Regions from separate parts of the Homo sapiens genome. Here region 2 is linked to region 1. A link is an interaction called in ENCODE POLR2A ChIA-PET data of the cell type or tissue named here. Cell type or tissue: CD4-positive, alpha-beta T cell. All regions are shown on one strand.

The links. Peaks named below come from ENCODE experiments on the same cell type or tissue, not always from the same donor. Only the 100,000 strongest peaks of a DNase experiment are listed, where the experiment ranks them.
Region 2: POLR2A ChIA-PET joins it to region 1 with 11 read pairs; 25 of 35 experiments call an interaction of 5 or more read pairs at or near these places.

Annotation. Positions count from the first base shown.
Region 1 is chr7:4,639,591-4,644,590 of GRCh38, reverse strand. No RefSeq gene overlaps it. Among named protein-coding and RNA genes, the nearest start is that of FOXK1, 40 kb to the left of the region's middle. RefSeq lists silencers at 2,282-2,671, 2,772-2,971. In CD4-positive, alpha-beta T cell, a CTCF peak has its summit at 2,267; DNase peaks (open chromatin) are centred at 2,390 and 2,740; H3K4me3 peaks cover 1,767 bases; H3K27ac peaks cover 857 bases.
Region 2 is chr7:4,737,879-4,742,878 of GRCh38, reverse strand. FOXK1 (forkhead box K1) reads right to left here. Exons shown (of 9, transcript NM_001037165.2): 2 at 1,856-2,041. Among named protein-coding and RNA genes, the nearest start is that of AP5Z1, 35 kb to the left of the region's middle. RefSeq lists enhancers at 1,986-2,540, 2,541-3,094, 3,334-4,533. In CD4-positive, alpha-beta T cell, no CTCF peak of the experiment used is centred here; DNase peaks (open chromatin) are centred at 2,998 and 3,898; H3K4me3 peaks cover 1,129 bases; H3K27ac peaks cover 770 bases.

The DNA of each region.
Region 1 (5,000 bases):
GCTTCCCATACAATCTCAAAGTGCTGGGATTGTAGGCATGAGCCACCCCACCAAACCAAACATTATTTACTGGGAAAATGGTGGGTTGGGTAGCAACTCAACCCTGCATATTACAATTCAGTTTCAAGCACAGGTTGGCTATGGACACGGGAGTTCAGCAATGCTAAAGGAAAGCATTCTCTGAGAATCAACTGACTATGGAATTTACAAACAAAAAGAGCATTGTGTGTTTTATCATTATTTGCAATTGATACGATACACACGCTTCATACCAGTAACATTTATAATAAATGTGTGTGTATATATGCAGTCCTTCCCAAGCCGATTGTTAAACATGTACCATCAGCCTGACCATTAGGATATGTACTTCCTGGCTTTGCTTTATAATGTAACCACGTTTAGATTTTCCGTTGACCTAAATAGAGGTTACCCAGGCACCTCAGAGTCCAGAGCAGTATCTGGCACATAGTAGGTATTTACAATCATGCAATAAGCCAACCATCCACGCCATATATGATAGTGGTCCTCTAAGATTATAATACCGTAAGATTATAATACTATATCTTTACGTTTTTTTTTTTTGAGATGGAGTCTCACTCTGTTGCCCAGGCTGGAGTGCAGTGGCGTGATCTCAGCTCACTGCAAGCTCCGCCTCCTGGGTTCATGCCATTCTCCTGCCTCAGCCTCCCGAGTAGCTGGGACTACAGGCGCCCGCCACCACGCCCGGCTATTTTTTTTGTATTTTTAGTAGAGACGGGGGTTTCACCGTGTTAGCCAGGATGGTCTCGATCTCCTGACCTCGTGATCCGCCAGCCTCGGCCTCCCAAAGTGCTGGGATTACAGGCGTGAGCCACCGCGCCCGGCCTACCTTCTCTTTTCTACGTTTAGATACGTAAATACTTACCATTGTGTTACAATTGCTCATAGTATTCAGCACATTAACATGCTGTTAAAGGTTTGTAGCTTAAGAGCAACAGGCTGTACCATCCAGGTTTGTGGAATTACACACTATGATGTTCACACAAGGATGAAATTGCCTAACAATGTATTTCTCAGAAGGTATCCCCTTTCCCAAGCGATGCATGACTGTATTTAAGATGCGCTGGCAGCGGTGGCTCAGACCTGTAATCCGAGCACTTTGGGAGGCTGAGGTGGGAGGATTGCTTGAGGCCAGGCGTTTGAAACCAGCCTGCGCAATACAGTGAGACTCGTTTCTACAAAAATAAAAAATAAAATAATAAAGGATATTGCTGAGCTGGGTGTGGTGACTCATGCCTGTAATCTCAGCACTTTGGGAGGCTAAGGTGGGAGGATTACTTGAAGCCAGGAGTTCGAAACCAGCCTGGGTAACATGGCAAAACCCTGTCTCCTATAAAGTACATTAATACAAAAATTAGCTGGGCATGGAGGCTCGCGCCTGTAATCCCGGCTACTCGGGAGACTGAAGCAGGAGAATCACTTGACCCCGGAGGCTGAGGCTGCAGTGAGTCATGGCTGTGCCACTGCACTCGAGCCTGGGCAACAGAGTAAGACCCTGTCTCAAGAAAAAAAAAATGTCCCTGGAGTAGATAACTTGAGGAACACTAATTTTACCGAAACAACCGACAATGGCAATGCAATTCTGAGCCTTTGCTATAAAATGGCAGAAAAAGTCAGGAGGAAGTTTGCGTATGTTATTTTTCCCTGCCACTTGCTTTTTAGTCTTTGCAAACCTTTCTCAAATCCTTTTAGAACACGGTATGACATTTCTTTCTGTTTTTAAGCAACAACTATAAGAACTACCACTGACTGAGTGCTTAGGTAACGCCCAATATATTTCACGTAGAATCTCATCAACAGGCCGGGCACCATGGCTCACGCCTGTAATCCTAGCACTTCAGGAGGCTGAGGCGGACGGATGGATTGAGCCCAGGAGTTTGAGACCAGCCTGGGTAACATAGGGAGACCCCTCTTCTCCAAAAAACAACAAACTCTCATAAATCTGTAAGAGGTGACATAGTAAAAACTCTGAAACAACACTCTTTTAATATTTTATCAATTTCCTCCCCATTCGTTTATTTATTTATGCAGCCACTGACCCAGGCATGGTCATCCCTGCTGGGGGCGGACACAGCCCGCGCCCCCAGGTTCGAGGACACCCAATGTTTAGAAAACGGACCCTGCGAATCCCACCGGCCCCACGTGGACTCTCGGAGGCTCCCTCCTCCCTTTGGAGCATTGAAGAACGCGCACAAATCCAGCTTCCACCCGTCACTCGCGCACCCGACATTGGGCAGGCGACCCCACCGCCCCGGAACATCCCGGCGCAGCCGTCGCGAGGAGGCAACCGACCCCGCCGCGCCACCGGAAGGCGCCTCGCGGCGAGTTGTGCGCACGCGCAATGTGCAACGCCGCGCCGCCAGCGGGCGCTGCGGCCAGGCTCGCGTGGTGGGGGAGGGGAGCTGCCGCGCCGGGGCCGGACCACGTGCGCACCACGTGGCGCCCCGGCAGCCCCGGTGCGCAGTAGGGCGGTCCGGCTGGCCACGCTGCGCAGCCAGCAGTCCCCGAGGGTGGCGGGGCCGGTCTCACAGCCGGCGACCCCGCGCCCGCTGACCTCTGACCTCCGACCCCACTCCCCTTAGGGTTACCCCTCGCCGGCAGCCGCGCCGTGTGTTTATAAACAGAGCTCCCGGCGGGCCCCAAAGCCCGGATCGGCGGATTCACGCGAGGGGAACGGAGCCTTCCGCAAGTCTGCGCCGGCCGCGCATGCGCCTTAAGGTTGCGCCACGCTGCTCCTCCTGCGCTTGCGCAGTGGCGGCGCAGGGCGGGCCGCGAGCAGGGCCCGGGGCGGGGCCGGGCTCTGTGGCCGGGCAGGGGAGGGGCGCGGAGAGGCGCCCTCGCCCTTCCCAGCCCTGCTCCTCGCCTTGCGGAGGGTTCACCTGCTGCGTGTCCTTGCGCAGGCCGGCCACTGGCCTCTGAGCCCGGGCTCTCGCCTGCAAAGTGGGGCCTCTGTGGGTGGTCGTGGAGGTGCAGTGGTGACCTGGATGGAGGGCGGCATCGGGCCCCGCAGTGCCCCCTTGGGCAGCTGCACCCAGCAGCTAAGAGGCCCCCTCGAGACACATCAGTCCTAGGGAGGAGCATACCATGCAGTACGATTTAGCCTTAAAATGGGTGGAGTGCAGTTTATGTTGTGTATATCTATATATCTCTAATTTAAAATTTTTACTTTTATTTTTCAGACAGGGTCTTGTTCTGTTGCCCAGGCTGGAGTGCAATGGTGGCATTACAGCTCACTGCAGTCTCCACCTCCCGGACTCAGGCGTTCCTCCTACCTCAGCCTCCCAAATAGCTGAGACCACAGGCAGGCATCACCACACCCAGCTAATTTTTTTTTTCTTTTTTGAGACGCAGTCTTGCTTTGTTGCCCAGGCTGGAGTGCAGTGGTACGATCTCGGCTGACTGCAGCCTCTGCCTCACGGGTTCAAGCGATTCTCCTGCCTCAGCCTCCTGAGGAGCTAGGATTACAGGCGTGCACTAACACGCCCAGCTAATTTTTTTGTATTTTTAGTAGAGACGGGGTTTCACCATGTTGGCCAGGCTAATCTCGAACTTCTGACCTCAGGTGATCTGCCTGCCTCGGCCTCCCAAAGTGCTGGGATTATAGGCGTAAGCCACCGTGCCTGGCTATGTTTTTTTCTATTTTTGGCAGAGATTAGGTCTTGCTATGTTGCCCAGGCTGGTCTTGAACACCTGGGCTTAAGCGATCTTCTCACCTTAGCCTCCCAAAGTTTTGGGATTACAGATGTGAGCCACCTTGCCTGACCTATATTTTTAATTTAAAAATTTTTAATTGTTAATTTTTATGGGTACATAGTAGGTGTATAGATTTATGGGACACATGAGATCTTTGTATTATAATTACATTAGGGTAAATGGGGTTTCCATCACCCCCAGCATTCATCATTTCTGTGTGATGAACATTCCAATTGCACTCTCTTGGTTATTCTAAAATGTACAGCAAATTAGTGCTGACTGTGGTCACCCTGCTGTGCTAGAAAATTCTAGATCTTACTTATGTATCTAACTATATTTTTGTACCCAGCAACCATCCCCTTTTCCTAGTCCCCCCCACTACCCTAATGTTTTGTATATTTTATCACAACTTTATTTTATTATTATTATTTTTTGAGACAGAGTTTCGCTGTGTTGCCCAGGCTGAAGTGCAGTGGCCTGATCTCAGCTCACTGCAACCTCTGCCCCCTGGGTTCAAGCGATTCCCATGTCTCAGCGTCCCAAGGAGCTGGATTACAGGCCACGCGAGGCTAATTTTGGTATTTTTAGTAGAGACAGGGTTTCACCATCTTGGCCAGGCTGGTCTTGAACTCCTGACTTCAGGTGATCCACCTGCTTTGGCCTCCCAAAGTGCTGGGATTACAGGCATGATCACAATTTTAAAAAGGAAGGAGATTCTGACACACACTTCAACATGGATGAACCTTGAGGACATGGTGCTGAGTGAAATAAGCCAGACACAGAAGGACAGACCACGCATGATTCTGCTTATATGGGGTTCCTAGAGCCATCAGATTCATAGGTACAGAAAGTAGAATGGTGCTTACCAGAGGCTGCGGGCTGAGGGAGAGGGGTGTGAGTGTTTGATAGGGACAGAGTTTGAGTTTGGGAAGATGAAAGAGTTCTGGAGATGGGTGGTGGTGATCACACAACAGTGTGGATGTGCTTAATGCCCCTGAACTGCACGCTTGAAAATGGTTAAGCTTGGCCGGGTGCGGTGGCTCACGCCTGTAATCCCAGCACTTTGGGAGGCCAAGGAGGGTGGATCACCTGAGGTCAGGAGTTCGAGACCAGCCTGGGCAACATGATGAAACCTCGTTTCTACTAAAAATACAAAAATTAGCTGGGCGTGGTGGCAGGTGCCTGTAGTCCCAGCTACTCGGGAGGCTGAGGCAGGAGAATGGCGTGAACCCGAGAGGCGGAGGTTGCAGTGAGCCGAGATCGCGCCA
Region 2 (5,000 bases), 98 kb before region 1:
CAAGCAACTCAAATGGAGATGATTCCCACCTTGTAACTTGTAGGTCACTGGTAACTTGTCGGCAAAGCAGGGTAGAGGAGCTGTGCCCCTGATGGCTGTGTTCCAAGAGAAGCCAGTGTGTAGTTCTAACTGTGGACCCTGAAAAGGTGCAGGCCATGTACGGGCTGGGTGTGTTGGCTCACACCTGTAACCTCAGCACTTTGGGAGGTGGAGGAGGGAGGATCTCTTGAGCCCAGGGGTTTCAGACCAGCCTGGGCAACATAGCAAGACCCTGTCTCTACAAAAGATAAGAAAATTAAGTGGGTGTGGTGGTGCATGCCTGTGGTCCCAGCAACTTGGGAGGCTGAGGTGGGGAGACCGCTTGAGCCCAGGAGTTGGAGGCTGCAGCGAGCTATGATTGCGCCACTGCACTCTAGCCTGGACGACAGAGTGAGACGCTGTCTCTGAAATACAAACAAAAGCCCTTTCTTCTCCTACAGCTGCAAGAGGAAAAAAAGAAAAAAGCAAGCCAAGGTGCGGCCGGGGTTCAGCAGAGTGCGCAGATCAGCAGGGAGGGACTGACGTGACCAGCCTGGGATTGCCACAGCGCTCGCTCCAACAGATCAGCATGCCCAGAGCGTGCTTCACAGATGTCCCCGAGGGCCCTGAGCCCCTTTCAGGGTATATGTGAGGTCAACACCATGTTCACAACAGCCCTAAGATGTGATCTGCTTTTTCCACTGGGGTGACCTTTGCTGGTGACGCGCGAGCGACGCAGAAACTGCTGGTGCTGCGGAGGAGCCACAGCTCCGGCACCAAACCACGCGCAGCCACGCATCTGCAGAGCCACAGACGTGCGGTTGGGAGAGAAAAGCCAGCCACGTTTAGAAATGTCCGCAATGAAGAGGTAAATCATTAAAGAATGTATGAACCCTCCAGCCTCAAGTACACGTCTGTTTTTGCATCCCTGTATGACAGGACCAGGGCCAGGGCTGTGTGCCATGCATCCAGGCTGTCGCCTGAGGTTCGTGTGTGACTCAGTCTAGGGCTCACCGGCACTCCCTACACAGAGCTCTGTTTATACTTTTCACCTGCAACCCCTACTCAGGGGCTCATCATTGTATAACATGCCAGAGATGAGGAAGTTTGAGGACTTTCTTCAAAATCTAGATTAATTTCTAAAAGGTCATAGAGAATTTTCACAAATGAAGCTTAAAGAAACAAAGTTCACCAAATCCTGGTGGACAAATATTACTTTAAAACATTTTCAGCCGTGCGCGGTGGCTCACGCCTGTAATCCCAGCACTTTGGGAGGCCAAGGCGGGTGGATCATTTGAGGTTGGGAGTTCGAGACCAGCATGGCCAACATCGTGAAACCCCGTCTCTACTAAAAATACAAAAAATTTAGCCAGGCGTGGTAGCAGGCGCCTGTCATCCCAGCTACTCGGGAGGCTGAGGCAAGAGAATCCCTTGAACCCGGGAGGTGGAGGTTGCAGTGAGCCGAGATCGCGCCACTGCTCTCTAGCCTGGGTGACAGAGCGAAACTCCATCTCAAAACAAACAAACAAAAAAAAAACATTTTCAACGCCCTTTAAAAAAAAACAAAAAACAACAAAAAAACCTGTGCTTGCTTTAACAAGCTCTAATATGTAAAATTTCCAGTGGGAAAAGTGATGATCAGGCAGTGATTTTTCCCTTTGTAAGAGAATTCACGGAAATTTCAGCCAGGTCCCGGATGGACGTACAACACTTTCTGTATTTCCATGCACGTGCAACTTTCCAGAGAGATTTGGAACCCGGTGCTGCGTACGACAGGCACGCTCGCATCATCCCCCTCTCTCCTGGGGGCCCAAGGGCAGGCTGGGGGGCTACTCACCTGATGGTGCCCGTCGGGGAGGGGACGGGGCTGACCATGCTCCGGAGGTCCGGCTCCGGGATGTGGATCTTCAGAGGGGAGATCTGGGGGTACAGTGGCCGCAGCGGGGAGGCTGGGGCCTCTTCTTTGTGATAGAGCGACGTGAACTGGATCTTGATGGCCGTGCTGGGAAACCGGAAGGTACACCTGCAACAGGAGGAGGAGCGGGTGTGAGGTGCAGGAGGAGACTCAAGAAGACGCCAACACCCAGGGAAGGTGCGTGTCTGTGTGTCTAAGTAACTGGACCGTAACTCTCAAACCTGGGCCCCAGAGAGCAGTTTCGATGCTTTTATCAGGACACTTAGGAACTGAGACTTTGGCTTATTTGGAAGTCACTTGTCTTTCTATTTCTTTATTTTATTTTATTTTATTTTTTGAGAGGGAGTCTCGCTGTCACCCAGGCTGGAGTGCAATGGCAGGATCTCAGCTCACCGCAACCTCAGCCTCCTGGGTTCAAGCAATTCTCCTGTCTCAGCCTCCTGAGTAGCTGGGATTACGAGCGCCCACCACCACGCCCGGCTAATTTTTTGCATTTTTTATTTATTTTTTTTTTTTGAGAGGGAGTCTCACTCTGTCGCCCAGGCTGGAGTGCAGGGACACGATCTCAGCTCACTGCAAGCTCCGCCTCCTGGGTTCACACCATTCTCCTGCCTCAGCCTCCCGAGTAGCTGGGACTACAGGCGCCCGCCACCACGCCCGGCTAATTTTTTATATTTTTAGTAGAGACGGGGTTTCACTGTGTTAGCCAGGATGGTCTCGATCTCCTGACCTCGTAATCCGCCTGCCTTGACCTCCCAAAGTGCTGGGATTACAGGCGTGAGCCACCGCGCCTGGCCAATTTTTTGCATTTTTAGTAGAGACGGGGTTTCACCACGTTGGCCAGGCTGGTCTCGAACTCCTGACCTCAGGTGATCCACCTGCCTCAGCCTCCCAAACTGCTGGGATTACAGGCGAGAGCCATTGTGCCCAGCCGTCAGTTGTCTTTCTACTGTGTGTGAGAACAGAAGAGATATAAATATCCCCAGACAAGTGCCGCTGATGCCATCTCCCACGCAGGCTCCAGACAGACACGGCTACTTCCTGTCTGCCAGGGCAACTGCTGTGGCACCCAGGTGGGATCTGCCACCTCTCAAATGACACACTGGAAGACTGAAATAGCACGGCAACCACCTATGCAGACATTTTCAAGATGATTCCCTGCCACTGCCTAGAAGATCTGACAACGGAAGGAGCAATTCCACCCCTGCTCCGGCAGGCGGGAGTCGCAGAGAGCGTGCATTATCCACCCAGAGCTTAATGGACCGGCTTCACGATCAGTTCTGGGCTTAAAACCGTGAGCCTCGGTTTTTCTACTGGAGACGACCAAGTGCAAACAAAGCCAGCCGCAAGCGTCAGGGTCAACACCAGTGTGCTGTGAACAGTATCCAGGGTTCATCTGGCTTGAAGAAACTGCCACCTTTTACAAAGCTGAGCATTACTTATCCAGGTCACCTTTCAATTTCTAAACTGATGAGGCAGCAACTATCAAGTTGCTAACTGTGGGACTCAGTTAAAAACAAAACAAAACAAAAACAAAAACAAAAACAATGTAAAGCAGCAGCCTGCCCACACAGAGATAAGGAACGCTGGCCGCCTGCGCAGCTGTTTGGAAAAGGCTCTTGTTTAAAATTGTAGGAGGGGGTTAAGAAAGAATGTACATAAGCCACCGGTGATAATGCGCTTTTCAGAGTTCCCGAAGGCATTCAGGACGGGCAAAGTACTCAACACTTGAGAGACGCTAAGGTCTCTTGTAGTGGAACCTGCATGAAGCACCAGGCTGCTGGGTCTATGCCTGACTGTGTTTTTAAATCTGCAGCAATGTTTAAATAGTCAATCTACGTAAAATCCTGCATGGACGTGCGCAGACACCCCTCTTTCATATGAAAGTCCCTTTGCTCTTCGTCAAAGCGTTTTTGAAAGACGGGACTGAGGAGCAGGTCAGAGGGTGACGAAGGGTGCCTGGCTGTCGGCAGGGGGTCCTCTTGCGTCTTCTTCCCAGGGACCCGCTTCAAAGGAAGTGACTCAGCATTACAAATGTGCGGCTCCTCCCATAGGTCTGCTAGCCAGGCTGCCCACATGGAAGAGAGAAAATCAGGCACTTAAGCTGGCTCAACTGGGCCAGTCCTGATTCTCCCCGAGATACTGGTCAGAGGAGGCTGGGCCGCATCGTTCAGTGCCAGGCGCTGTCAGGCCTGTGGGCACCAGGTTTCTACTTCCAAACACAAAAGGGACTCTGAGACTGTTTCCAAGATGAGAAGCTGTCTGGGAGGCACGGCCCAGCGAGTGAATCTTGGGGGATAAGGGTGGGTGGTCGGTCACCCCTGAGGTTTAGAAGGGCATCCCAAGGCTATTTGAAAATACTCCACAATTCTGTCCTCTTAAGTCACATTGAGAGGAACGTCTGATGTCCTTTACACTTTCTTCAGTCCAGCCCAGTGGAGATTTCCTGCATCAGTATTTTGACTAGAAAGCTCCATCACCCATTTTCTTTTTTCTTTTTTTTTTTTTTGAGACGGAGTCTTGCTCTGTCATCCGGGCTGGAATACAATGGCGCAATCTTGGCTCACTGCAACCTCCACCTCCTGGGTTCAAGCGATTCTGCTGCCTCAGCCTCCCAAGTAGCTGGGATTACAGGCACGCACCACCACGCCTGGCTAATTTTTGTATTTTTAGTAGAGATGGGGTTTCACCATGTTGGCCAGGCTGGTCTCAAACTCCTGACCTCAGGTGACCCAACCACCTCGGCTTCCCAAAGTGCTGGGATTATAGGCATGAGCCACCGTGACTGGCCACATCACCCTTTTTTTTTTTTTTTCTCTTTTTGAGGCAGAGTTTGGCTCTTATTGCCCAGGGTGGAGTGCAATGGCGCAATCTTGGCTCACCGCAACCTCAGCCTCCTGGATTCAAGTGATTCTCCTGCCTCAGCCTCCCGAGTAGCTGGGACTACAGGCATGCGCCACCACGCCCAGCTAATTTTGTATTTTTAGTAGAGACAGGGTTTTTCCATGTTGGTCAGGCTGGTCTGGAACTCCCGACCTCAGGTGATCCTCCTGCCCTGGCCTCCTAA